Regions from separate parts of the Homo sapiens genome. Here regions 1 and 2 are each linked to region 3. The links are chromatin contacts, found by Hi-C or POLR2A ChIA-PET in ENCODE. All regions are on one chromosome and are shown on one strand. The core of a region is the stretch at or near the end of the contact, and the rest is flanking DNA. Distances in the headings are between cores, read along the strand shown. Region 1 has its middle 13 kb from the start of CSF2. Region 2 holds the start of IL3 (interleukin 3). Region 3 holds the start of P4HA2 (prolyl 4-hydroxylase subunit alpha 2).

What was found. A loop is a pair of places that touch in the nucleus more often than their neighbours do. ChIA-PET counts read pairs that join two places held with the same protein, here RNA polymerase II (POLR2A). Pooled maps may share reads with other maps.
Region 1: a loop to region 3 is called in a pooled map, with 8 times the contacts of the local background. The contact joins the enhancer-like site here to the promoter of P4HA2 in region 3. A Hi-C loop is called at or near these places in 1 of 37 single-sample maps with no recorded cell type and 5 of 50 pooled maps. POLR2A ChIA-PET finds 5 or more read pairs at or near these places in 5 of 52 experiments (BJ, MCF 10A, PC-3 and 2 more).
Region 2: a map with no recorded cell type shows a loop between it and region 3 (2.8-fold over the local background). The contact joins the promoter of IL3 here to the promoter of P4HA2 in region 3. A Hi-C loop is called at or near these places in 11 of 168 maps with a recorded cell type or tissue (B cell, CD4-positive, alpha-beta T cell, CD4-positive, alpha-beta memory T cell and 8 more), 27 of 37 single-sample maps with no recorded cell type and 19 of 50 pooled maps. POLR2A ChIA-PET finds 5 or more read pairs at or near these places in 3 of 52 experiments (BJ, CD4-positive, alpha-beta T cell and activated CD4-positive, alpha-beta memory T cell).

The regions. Positions count from the first base shown.
Region 1 is chr5:132,084,835-132,087,895 of GRCh38, reverse strand. No RefSeq gene overlaps it. Among named protein-coding and RNA genes, the nearest start is that of CSF2, 13 kb to the right of the region's middle. RefSeq lists a silencer at 51-273. Within about 2 kb of position 1,400, at least 6 of the 41 ENCODE cell types and tissues checked have a DNase peak (open chromatin) inside an H3K27ac peak, as active enhancers do; they include PC-3, where a contact is called at or near this core.
Region 2 is chr5:132,058,543-132,061,911 of GRCh38, reverse strand. It overlaps IL3 (interleukin 3), which reads right to left and starts at 1,257. Exons shown (of 5, transcript NM_000588.4): 1 at 1,044-1,257; 2 at 904-945. The coding sequence starts at 1,205. LOC105379174 (a long non-coding RNA gene) reads left to right here. Exons shown (of 5, transcript XR_001742531.2): 2 at 304-441.
Region 3 is chr5:132,225,790-132,229,120 of GRCh38, reverse strand. It overlaps P4HA2 (prolyl 4-hydroxylase subunit alpha 2), which reads left to right and starts at 1,268. Exons shown (of 15, transcript NM_001017974.2): 1 at 1,268-1,331. RefSeq lists silencers at 922-1,151, 1,292-1,551.

The sequences.
Region 1 (3,061 bases), core at 151-2,650, 140 kb after region 3:
GCGGCCAGGTGGAGCTCAACATCCTCGGATAGTCGTGCAAATGCCGGACTATAGCCTCTTCTGGGCACCGCCCCCTGTGCCAACAGAGTCCGGACTCATAGTGGTTCCTAAAAAGACCTTTTCCACGACAAGCACAGCCACCATGCTGGGAGTAGGTGGCCCCAGGAGAGATGTCGAGGAGGCTTTCTCTGCCCCACAGGCCAGGAAGGGGAGGAAAAAACCAGGAGAATGGATTGATTCTTGAGTCTGACTCCAGGGACAGTGAGGGCCACAGCCTACTACCTTCCTGGGACTTGTGGGGTTGAGGGCATTGTAGTCCTGGAGAAATGGGTCCCAAGAGTCCCACAAAGTCTCTGATCACAGTGCCAAGAGGAGGAACCTCCAAGAGAATCGGGATCTGCAGTCAGGGGCTGAGCTCAGAGACAGAATGGCCACATTTTAACCTGACCACAGCTTGCAACTGCGTCTCTGTCTGTCCCTGCCAGGGGCTCTTGCCAAGTCCGCCATCTCCTCTATGTCTGTCAGTCTTTCACTGCCAGCGTTCCCTCTTGTCTCTCCATCTGTCCTTTCCAGGCTCTCGCTGAGTCTAACTGTCTATCAGTGTCTGTCCGTTTACTCATCACTGCCAGGAGCCTGAGCTATGCCTATCTGTTTGTCTGCCCCTGTCATGGTCCTGCTGTGTCTGTCTGTCTGCTTGTGACTCCTGGTCCTTCAGCCTGACAGAGTCTAAGGTCAGATGCTCCTTCCTAACAGGGGGGTTCATTGTAACTTGGGGACCTGGTCCTTCAGCCTGACAGAGTCTAAGGTCAGATGCACCTTCCTAACAGGGGGGTTCATTGTAACTTGGGGACCCAGGCCCACACCCATTTTTGTTTGATCTCAGAGCCCAAGGCTGCATATCTCTGTCCCTCAGCCCCATAGGCACAAGAACCTTTGGTGTGACCATGGCCCAGGGTATGGCTCGAGGCTCTGGCAGCTTCCTCTTATTTCCACCTGGGTTCCAACACTGGTTGCTGCCCATGTCCAGGACTGGATTGGTGAGAGGAGGCATTAGGGTCTGTCTGATTCACAGTGCTTCCCCTAGCCCTGAGAAGAGAGAGAGCTTCCATTTCAGTTGAGGACTAAGAGGCACCCACAGAATCTGCCCCAGAGAGGTCCCAGTGGGAGAAGGGACCTGAGGGGTATGGAGTTCACTCAGGGACAGCTTCCTGGAGTGTAAGGGGAGAGGGGAGACTATGAGTTATCCTGTTATTGTGTTGTTTCTGACTGGCTCCAACCCAGTTGCTGCTTCCCTGGCCTCCCTTCCCCAGCACATGACCTCACCCTTATCCAGTCTGGTAGAGGAAGAGGCCTGGATAGGAGCCAGGGCCTCCATCAGGAGAGCTTGGGGCTGCCCCAGGCCTAACTGGAGGAAGTGTGACACATTCCCAGAGAGCTGGGCTTCCCTCCCTCTTGCAGCTTCCTTTGAGATGGTTCCCGAATCCGTTAAGTGGGAAAAAGAGCTGGCAGCTGTGCTGGTGTTGGGCTCCCAGTTCCCCTGGCTCCTGGATGGCCCCAAGGGCCTCCTCTTGGCTCCCTCACAGATGCTATTTTTGATAAGAATAATGAAAACAACAGCCCTGGCTGTGTACTTAGTACCTGCTTATAGCCTGTTGCTGATCTTGGTCCCAAGAACATTTTCTAAACTTTGGAAAATTGGATGTTGCCTTTCCATCCGGACTTCTGTAAAAGCTGTGTGCATTTCTTTTATTCAAAGGTGAAAAGAGGCTCACTTTCATCAGACTCTGGAACATAGTCACTGCTGGCACTTGATGCCATGAGGGGCCCTCCTCCGAGCTGGGGGATAAAGCAGTAGTTCAGAGCAGAGACCCTCACAGTCCCCTGAGGAACAGATAACAGTCCACCCCTGTGGCGTAAGAGGTGGGCAGGCAAGCCTCAGAGTAGGTGTTGAGGAAGAGGAGGCCCCAGTGCAGGACCTCTCCACCTCCCACTGGACATTAGTCTTACCCCATTGTGGAGACAGATGTCAACCATTTGGCTGGGGTGCATTCCAGGCAGGGGTAGCAGGTGATGGTGGGAGTGCTGTGGCTGGTTCGTGTTACTGGGGTCCAGGGCTGATATGAAGGAGATGGATGGTGAGCAATGAGGCTAGAGGTATCTGCAGGGGCTGACGGGGCCAGGGCAGTAAGGGAGGGTCTTAGGTCAGACCAAAGGGCTTGGAGTTCATGCTGAGCTGGCAGGTAACCCTTATGACACACAGCCAGACTAACCCCTAAAGTGTAAGCTCCTCAAGGGTTGGTTTCCTTTCAGAGCCTGGCACAGTTCCTGACACTTTGTAGGTGCTCAGTACATATTTATGTAATGAATTAATGGGTGGCTGCTGTGGGGAGAGAAGCAGGAAGGGTCTAGAGACAAGGCCTGTGGGTATTTGGGGTGATTGTCTGCATTAGTGAGGTGGACTGGGTCAGGGCAAAGCCATAAAGACAAAGAGAAGTGGGCAGGTTGGAAAGGGGCTGGGAAGATGAATGTACCAGGACATGGCAGGGGACTGACTAAGGGACCGAGACCTCAAGAGGAACCCAGGACAGTACCCAGGTCTCTCCACTTGGTTTCTCCACATAGGATAGCAAAACATTACAGTTTACCTGGAGCCTCCCAGAGGCTCTGAGACCTTGTAGATAAGGGCTGCACTCCACAGTGTGCTGGCAAGACACCATCCACAGCCACATCAAACTGGGCCCTTTGTGAGCTACCTCTCCCAAAAAGGAGATGCAGGAGTAAACAACGCAGAGAAGAATTTCTGGTAATGATGGGAGCATTTGGGAAGCAGGCTCAGATCATATGAAAGAAGAAGAGAGTTCCAGTGTCTGGTGGATAAGCAGTGTCTACAAAAGGCAGGAAAACCAACAGCAACATTGTTCATGAAAGACTTTTTTTTTTTTTTTGAGATGGAGTCTCGCTCTGTCACCCAGGCTGGAATGCAGTGGTGCTTTCTCGGCTCACTGCAAGCTTCATCTCCTGGGTTCAAGCGATTCTCCTGCCTCAGCCTCCCAAGCAGCTG
Region 2 (3,369 bases), core at 8-2,507, 170 kb after region 3:
CTGTAATCCTAGCTACTTGGGAGGCTGAGACAGGAGAATTGCTTGAACTCAGGAGGCAGAGGTAGCAGTGAGCTGAGATCGTGCCACTGCACTCCAGCCTGGGCAACAGAGTGAGACTCTTGTCTCAAAAAAAAAAAAAAAAATGGGTGGGGAGGGGGTACCTAGGTGGATCTTTCTGCACTTGGGGGAAAAAATATCTCCAAAAAGAAGCTCTACAAAAGACAGGGGGTTTTCCAAGGGAAGTATTTGTAGCTCAGAGGCTGATAACAGTGTTCATGCCCTGACTGAATTAAAGTCTCCTAGAAATCAAGAAGAAAATCACAGAGACCCCAGCATGGAAATGGGTGCAGCATGTGAGCTGTGAGTGCCCCAAACACAGATGGCCCAGGAACTCAGCAAAGGCTTCCACTTCTTGTTTGACCCAAGAAATGTCATGCAAAGGTGAGACAGAACAACTGCAACCAACTGGAACCATGAAAAATAACTGTAAATGATAATGCCACAGCCAATGAGGGTGGAAAACACAAACTCAATTTTTTAAGGGAAAAAGAAGCTGGCACATCTGAGGGGGAAATTTCTGTCTGTCAGTCCAGAGTCTGCCCTACCAAACACTGACCTTAAGGCCCTTGGTATTCCTCACCTAGAACTGCCTTTTCATTTTCTAATTTAAAAGTCATTTTCATTATTATAGCCATGGCTGTGGCCATGTATTGAACTCTTAAGTGCCAGATGCTGGGCCAGAACATGCACATTGTGCCATTTGATTGTCATAACAATCCCACTGAGATAGGTGCTATTAACCCTATTTTACAGATGAAGAAAGCAAGGCTAGGTAAGATGGAATGACATGGCTGAAGTCACCCAGGCAGGAAGTGGATCGGGATCCACGGGCTGAGCTCTTACCATCAGAATGTCTTGGTCTTCCCCATTGAGGTTGTTGAAGTCCTGTGGGGGTGAAGGGAGAGAAAGGCCCATGAGGCCTTTTGGCCTTAGGCAGCCACCACCCCTCACTGCTGCAGGCCAGTCTTATCCAAGCTACTCACCAGCAAAGGCAAAGGTGGCTGCTTTAAGTGTGTTATAATTTCATCGATCATGTTAGAGCAGTTAACCCAGCTTGTCTTCAAGGGCGTTGTCTGGGTCATGGGAGCTTGGAGTCCGGGGCGGACCAGGAGTTGGAGCAGGAGCAGGACGGGCAGGCGGCTCATGTTTGGATCGGCAGGAGGCACTCTGTCTTGTTCTGGTCCTTCGTGGGGCTCTGAAGAGTTGGCAACAGCCTCCCGCCTTATATGTGCAGCAGCAAGGTGCCCACAACCCCGGGCAAGGCGGGGGGAGGTGGTGGTGTGGGGCAGGCGTCGGAAGGATCTTTATCTGACATGGAACCTCCATAGAAAACCACAGACGTAATTATTCATCCATGACTTTCTAGTACTCAAGATCAGTGAAACAAGAAAAAAGATTACTTAAACGGTATCACTTCATCTTGTCAAGGAGGATGAGAGATGGGAAGCATGGCAGCAGGTGAGAGGACCCCTGTGGCAGGAAGGGGAAGCCTGACTCAGCTCACTGAGGCCTCCTGCCCAGTGGGATCTCATCTGCCATCACCTGGACTACCCTGGCCCTCTGCTGCCCGCCCTGCTTGGTCCTGGTGGGTGGCCAGGAGGCCACTGGAACAGATGAGAGTTTGTCTGGTAGCCGGTCACGCTGCTAAACATCCACGTTCAGCCTCAGGCTCTGAGAAGCACATCTCTTGGTGCCGCTTCCCAATACAGAATTACTGGTGTTCCAGTCCCCAGTGGTTTGTCCCATGGGCTTCGGGCAGCTTCTCCTTGACACTTTGTTTCTGGTGGATGGCCGAGGGCGCTCAGGCCCCAGGTGGCCATTCTCTTACTGGTCTGCTAGCAGTGGCATGGCTGTTCCCTGCGTGTGGGACTCAGCCTCTGCAGGAGGCCCGGCTGCAGCCCCTGGCAGTCCCTCTGGTAGCACCGAGAGCTGAGCTCAGGTACCTGAGGACACTGTCACTGGGAGCTGGGGGAGGGGCTGGCCTGGGAGGTTTAGGAGGCAGAATTGGCATGGTCTGAGGGGTGAGGTCAAGGGAGGAGAAAGGAGAGCAACTCCCTGGTTTCAGACTGGGCCTCAGGCTGCTGGGGCAGGGATTGGCAGGAGACAGTTGTATTGAGAGGTCTTGATCCCCGTCTGTGCTGAGCATGGATTTGCCAGGTGCAGGCCCAGTAGGCAAGGTTTGCAGAGAGGGGATGTGAGTGGGGACAGACCATGGGGAAATCCACAAGGGACCTGAGAAACTGCAGCCAGATAGGAAGCAGGAAACCCAGAAGGGCGGGGGTGGTTATCCCAGAGGGCAGCCCCTGAGAGAAGAGGGGTCCTCCTGATACGGGCCTGTCTTGGGGCCTGCCTGACCCACCCCATGGGGTAGGGGCTTTTGGTAAAGGGATGAGTGTGACAGGGGCATGTGGAAGACTTCTTCAAGATGACTGGCCCCGGGTGGGAGGGAGAGGAGAGCAGTAAGGAAAGGCCAGGGTCTGGGTCATGGTGCGGTGTGTTGTGATCAGTGTGGGGGATGCGGGATAGGAGGTTATGCTGAGGCAGCGGAATTTGGGTGCTTTGGGCTTCTGAGCATAAGCAGATCAGGTGAAGACAAGGACCAGGATGTGGCTGTGGGGAGGCAGGTGAAGAGGCTGTGACTCAAGGCCATGCTGTGAGGATGATTTCTGTAGCTGATATGCCCTCCTGGCTCAGCCCCAGGCTGGGCCCTGGACCAGGAAGAGCCCTAGGTTCTGGACCCGGAGTGGAGTCTGACAGGCACAACTCAACACACAGAGGGGAGCCTTAGCACCAGCTTGCGTACTCCGTAGGCACAATTCATTCAACAGACGTCTACAAAGCACTTGCTGTGAATAAAACAGACATGGTAACCTCCACTAGCAGCTCAGTCTTGTGAGGAGACAGATTTCCAGTCTTGCTACCCTTCCTGTGGTCCCAGACCTGCAGGTCAGCCCTGCCCGGGAGCTTGTTAGCGGTGTCAACCCTCAGGCCCCAGCCCAGACTTTCTGAATCAAAAATCGCATTTTGATAAGATCCTCAGTGATTCAGTGCATTTGAGGGGCTCTGATCTAACTACCTCAGCAATCTTAGCTCCGGTAGGGTCCCCTATTGCCCCACGGACCCAGAGTTTGTTCCTTGCATACTCAACTGTACCTTGGTGTTACTGTCTATGTAAACGTTTTGGGGACTTGTGCACAAATAATGTGATTCCTTACAGAGAAAAGCTGTATTTTTTTTAGTGTAAGTGGGCTTTTCTAGGGAATTTTAAAGTTCAATGAATTTAAAGCTGTGGAGACAAAACATTCCTGT
Region 3 (3,331 bases), core at 19-2,518:
CCTTCAGGAGAGAAAAGGGATGTTCCATGGGGCAAACTCCTGAGAAGGGGGAGGAGATGGAAGGAAGCTTCTGTGGATGTAGCAGATGCAGGAGGGTTTGTGTAGTTTTAGCCGGGCTCGAGCCGGTGGCTGACGCAGGCAGGAACAATGGCTCACCCATGTTTTATGTGTATTTCCGTGTGCGTGCTCCTGCTTTCCCCAGGTCTGGGCCGCCTGCCTGGCCCGTGTGCCGTAGGGAATATCCACACTGGGCCTGGGCGGAGGCTGGGCATCTCCCGCTCTGGGCTTGCTCCCTGATGAGATTCTCAGACCGTGCTTCCCCTCATTCATGAGAGGAAGGTTCACAGAGCAGGCGTGGGAACCTGCCTGGCCGCCAGGGCCTCCTCCCGCTCAGGCTGAGGTTTGCTGCATCTCTGTCCTTATTCCCTTCCAGACTGGATTGGCTGAACCAGGTGTCCACTCTTTTTGGCCCATGGCATAAAGAAGGGTTTGGGCAACCCAGTGTGCCCCAGGTTGTTACCGCCCCCCCGCCTCCGCCCCCACCCAGCCTTTGATGGGCCCCCTTCTCATCAATCCATCACCCCTGCACATGCCACCAGGACTGCCTGGACCAGAGCCCGGGACTCTCTGAAACCCACTGAGAGCTCGGCCCTGGGAATGGGCCTCCCAATCTCGGTCTCCAGGGGGTGGGCCCCAGGTCCCTAGTCTTCCTCAGGGTCTTCTCCACTGTTCTGCCTCCTCTCCTGATACCCAGTTCCTAGCCGGGGTGACCCCAGCCTCCCGTAACAGCCTCCTTGTGGTGGTGCTGGGAAGAAGGGGCCCGTGTACCCGGCAGGGCCCCCCAGGCAATGGGCATGAGCGCAGGCAGGGAAATCCGTCAGCCTCCAGGGACGCTCTCCCTACAGCCCCGGCGAGGGGATCGGGTCGTGGCGACCTCTCCAGACGCCCAGGGGCTGGGCAGGAGGGCGGGCCAAGGCCCGCAGGTGGGGGCGCCAAAGCCAGGCGGGCGCGGAGTACGTGCGGTGGGCTGCGGGCGGCATGAAGGGCGCGGGCGGCCAGCTCCGGCTCCGGCTCCGGCTCCGGCTCCCGCGAGGCCGGGTAGCCTGGGCGTTCCCAGGGGTCGCAGAGGACGGCGAACCCCGGCGGAGCCACCGGAGCTGGGGACCAGGACGCAGGCAGGCGTGTGGAGCGTGAGGTGGGGACGTGGCGGCGGCTCAAGTGGGCGGAGCCCCGGCAGCGGCCCGAGGCGGAGTCGCCAAGGGAGGAGGCGCCGAGCTGACCGGGCGACGCCGCGGGAGGTTCTGGAAACGCCGGGAGCTGCGAGTGTCCAGGTGAGCGCCCCGCCCGCTCAGCCGCCAGATCAACCTTAGCGCTGGGGCGCGGGCTGGGGTCGCCAGGCGGTGCGTTCTGCCCGCGCGGGGCTGAGAGTTAGGGGCCGGGGCCGGATCCGGGGCCGGGGGTCGCGCCGCTAGCCGCCAGCAGCGCAGTCCGGGCCGCCACCCTGCACCCTCCGCCCTGTTTCTGCACCCGTCTGGGTTCTTGTGCCGCCGCCCGCAAGCCTTCCCGAGCTCAGGGTGGTGAGGTCAGCGGCGCCCTTCGTGCAGTTCCCTCGGCTGTCGGGCGGGGCTGGGAACTTGGCCGCTCTTCCCTGTCAGGCTCCCGGGAAGTGGCGGCCTGACCCCGGGCTGCCGGCTGTTGGGAGCGGGGGCGCGGCGTCCGCCTGGCCCTGAGGGGCCTCTTCATATTGGCTAAGCCCGTTCTGCACCCTCCCAAGGGCTGGGAGTCCTAGGTCTTGTCCGGGCAGGGTCCAGCTTGGAGCCCATTAGATGGGCCATTGGATCAGAAAGTCTTTTCTCCCCCAGACATCCTTGTGGAACCAGCGTTGTTTTTCCTTGGCAGCTGCGGAGACCCGTGATAATTCGTTAACTAATTCAACAAACGGGACCCTTCTGTGTGCCAGAAACCGCAAGCAGTTGCTAACCCAGTGGGACAGGCGGATTGGAAGAGCGGGAAGGTCCTGGCCCAGAGCAGTGTGGTGAGCGCTGTGCTGGAAGGGAATGCGGGCAGTGGGTACTTGGTAGAGCACTGACTGCCTCCGGCCAGAGGACTTCCCGGAGGAGGTGACCCATGAGCTGGAGTGGTCAGAGGAAGGCTGGCAAAAGGGCATCGTGGACAGAGGAACAGCCTATGTGAGTGGGAGCAGAGACCTTGGCCAATGCCATTCCTTATGGCCTTGTAGTGGAAGCAAGGTGATGGGGAAGGAACACTGTAGGGGATAGCTGTCCACGGACGCTGTCTACAAGACCCTGGAGTGAGATAACGTGCCTGGTACTGTGCCCTGCATGTGTAAGATGCCCAGTTGACCTTCGCAGCAGGAGCCTGGATCAGGGCACTTCCTGCCTCAGGTATTGCTGGACAGCCCAGGTGGGTCCCTGGCCTTTGTATTCTATTTGACTTTAAGATGGTGCAGGAGAATACAAAAAACTATCCGGGCATGGTGGCGCGCGCCTGTAGTCCCAGCTACTCGGGAGGCTAAGGCAGGAGAATCGCTTGAACCTGGGAGGCAGAGGTTGCAGTGAGCCAAGATCGTGCCACTGCACTCCAGCCTGGGAGACAGAGCGAGACTCCATCTTAAAAAAAAAATAAAAAAGAGAGATGGTGCAGGAGAGCATTGGGATCCCTCCCAAGACTGTGACTGTTGTCTTTTGCTGTAGAGTGACACCCGAGATTTGTGCTTCTTGATAATAGACTACCTGGGGCCTCACAGCCCCAGCCCTCTTGTAGGAAATCCTGTCCTAGGAGCAAGGGCTGGAGTCCGTTACGTTGTAGCTTGGGGCATTCTTAAATGTCCCAGACTTTGTGGAGATCCATTGTCCACCTAAGAATTTATAGGATGTTTTTGGGGTCTGCTGCTTGTTCTCAGCCTGTGTCTCATCTGACATTAGGTTCCATAATTTAGTCTCTGTTAAATGAACTAGGATTTCCTTTGGCTTGTACTTAAACTGCCCCTGAGGTGTCCAAGGTGCAGCCTCTCACTGTGGTTCTGGGCCTCAGCGCCCAGTCTCTCTGGTTGCTTCTCCCCACTCACAGAATGTTTGGTCTTTGAATTCTTTTCTTTTAGGGCCTCCTTGTTCTTACACAGCCGAGTGTCCACTGTGTGGCCCAGCCAATGAAGCCACGTAGCAAGGATGGAGTGAGTTGGCTGGGGGCCTCATCCCAAAGATGCTGTCATACTGGATCACCCTAGTTCTCTGAGAGCTCAGCAGGCAGACTTGGTGACAGCTTAGCTGAGGCATTGTCTGTGGCATGTGATAGGCCCTTGTATCCTGTC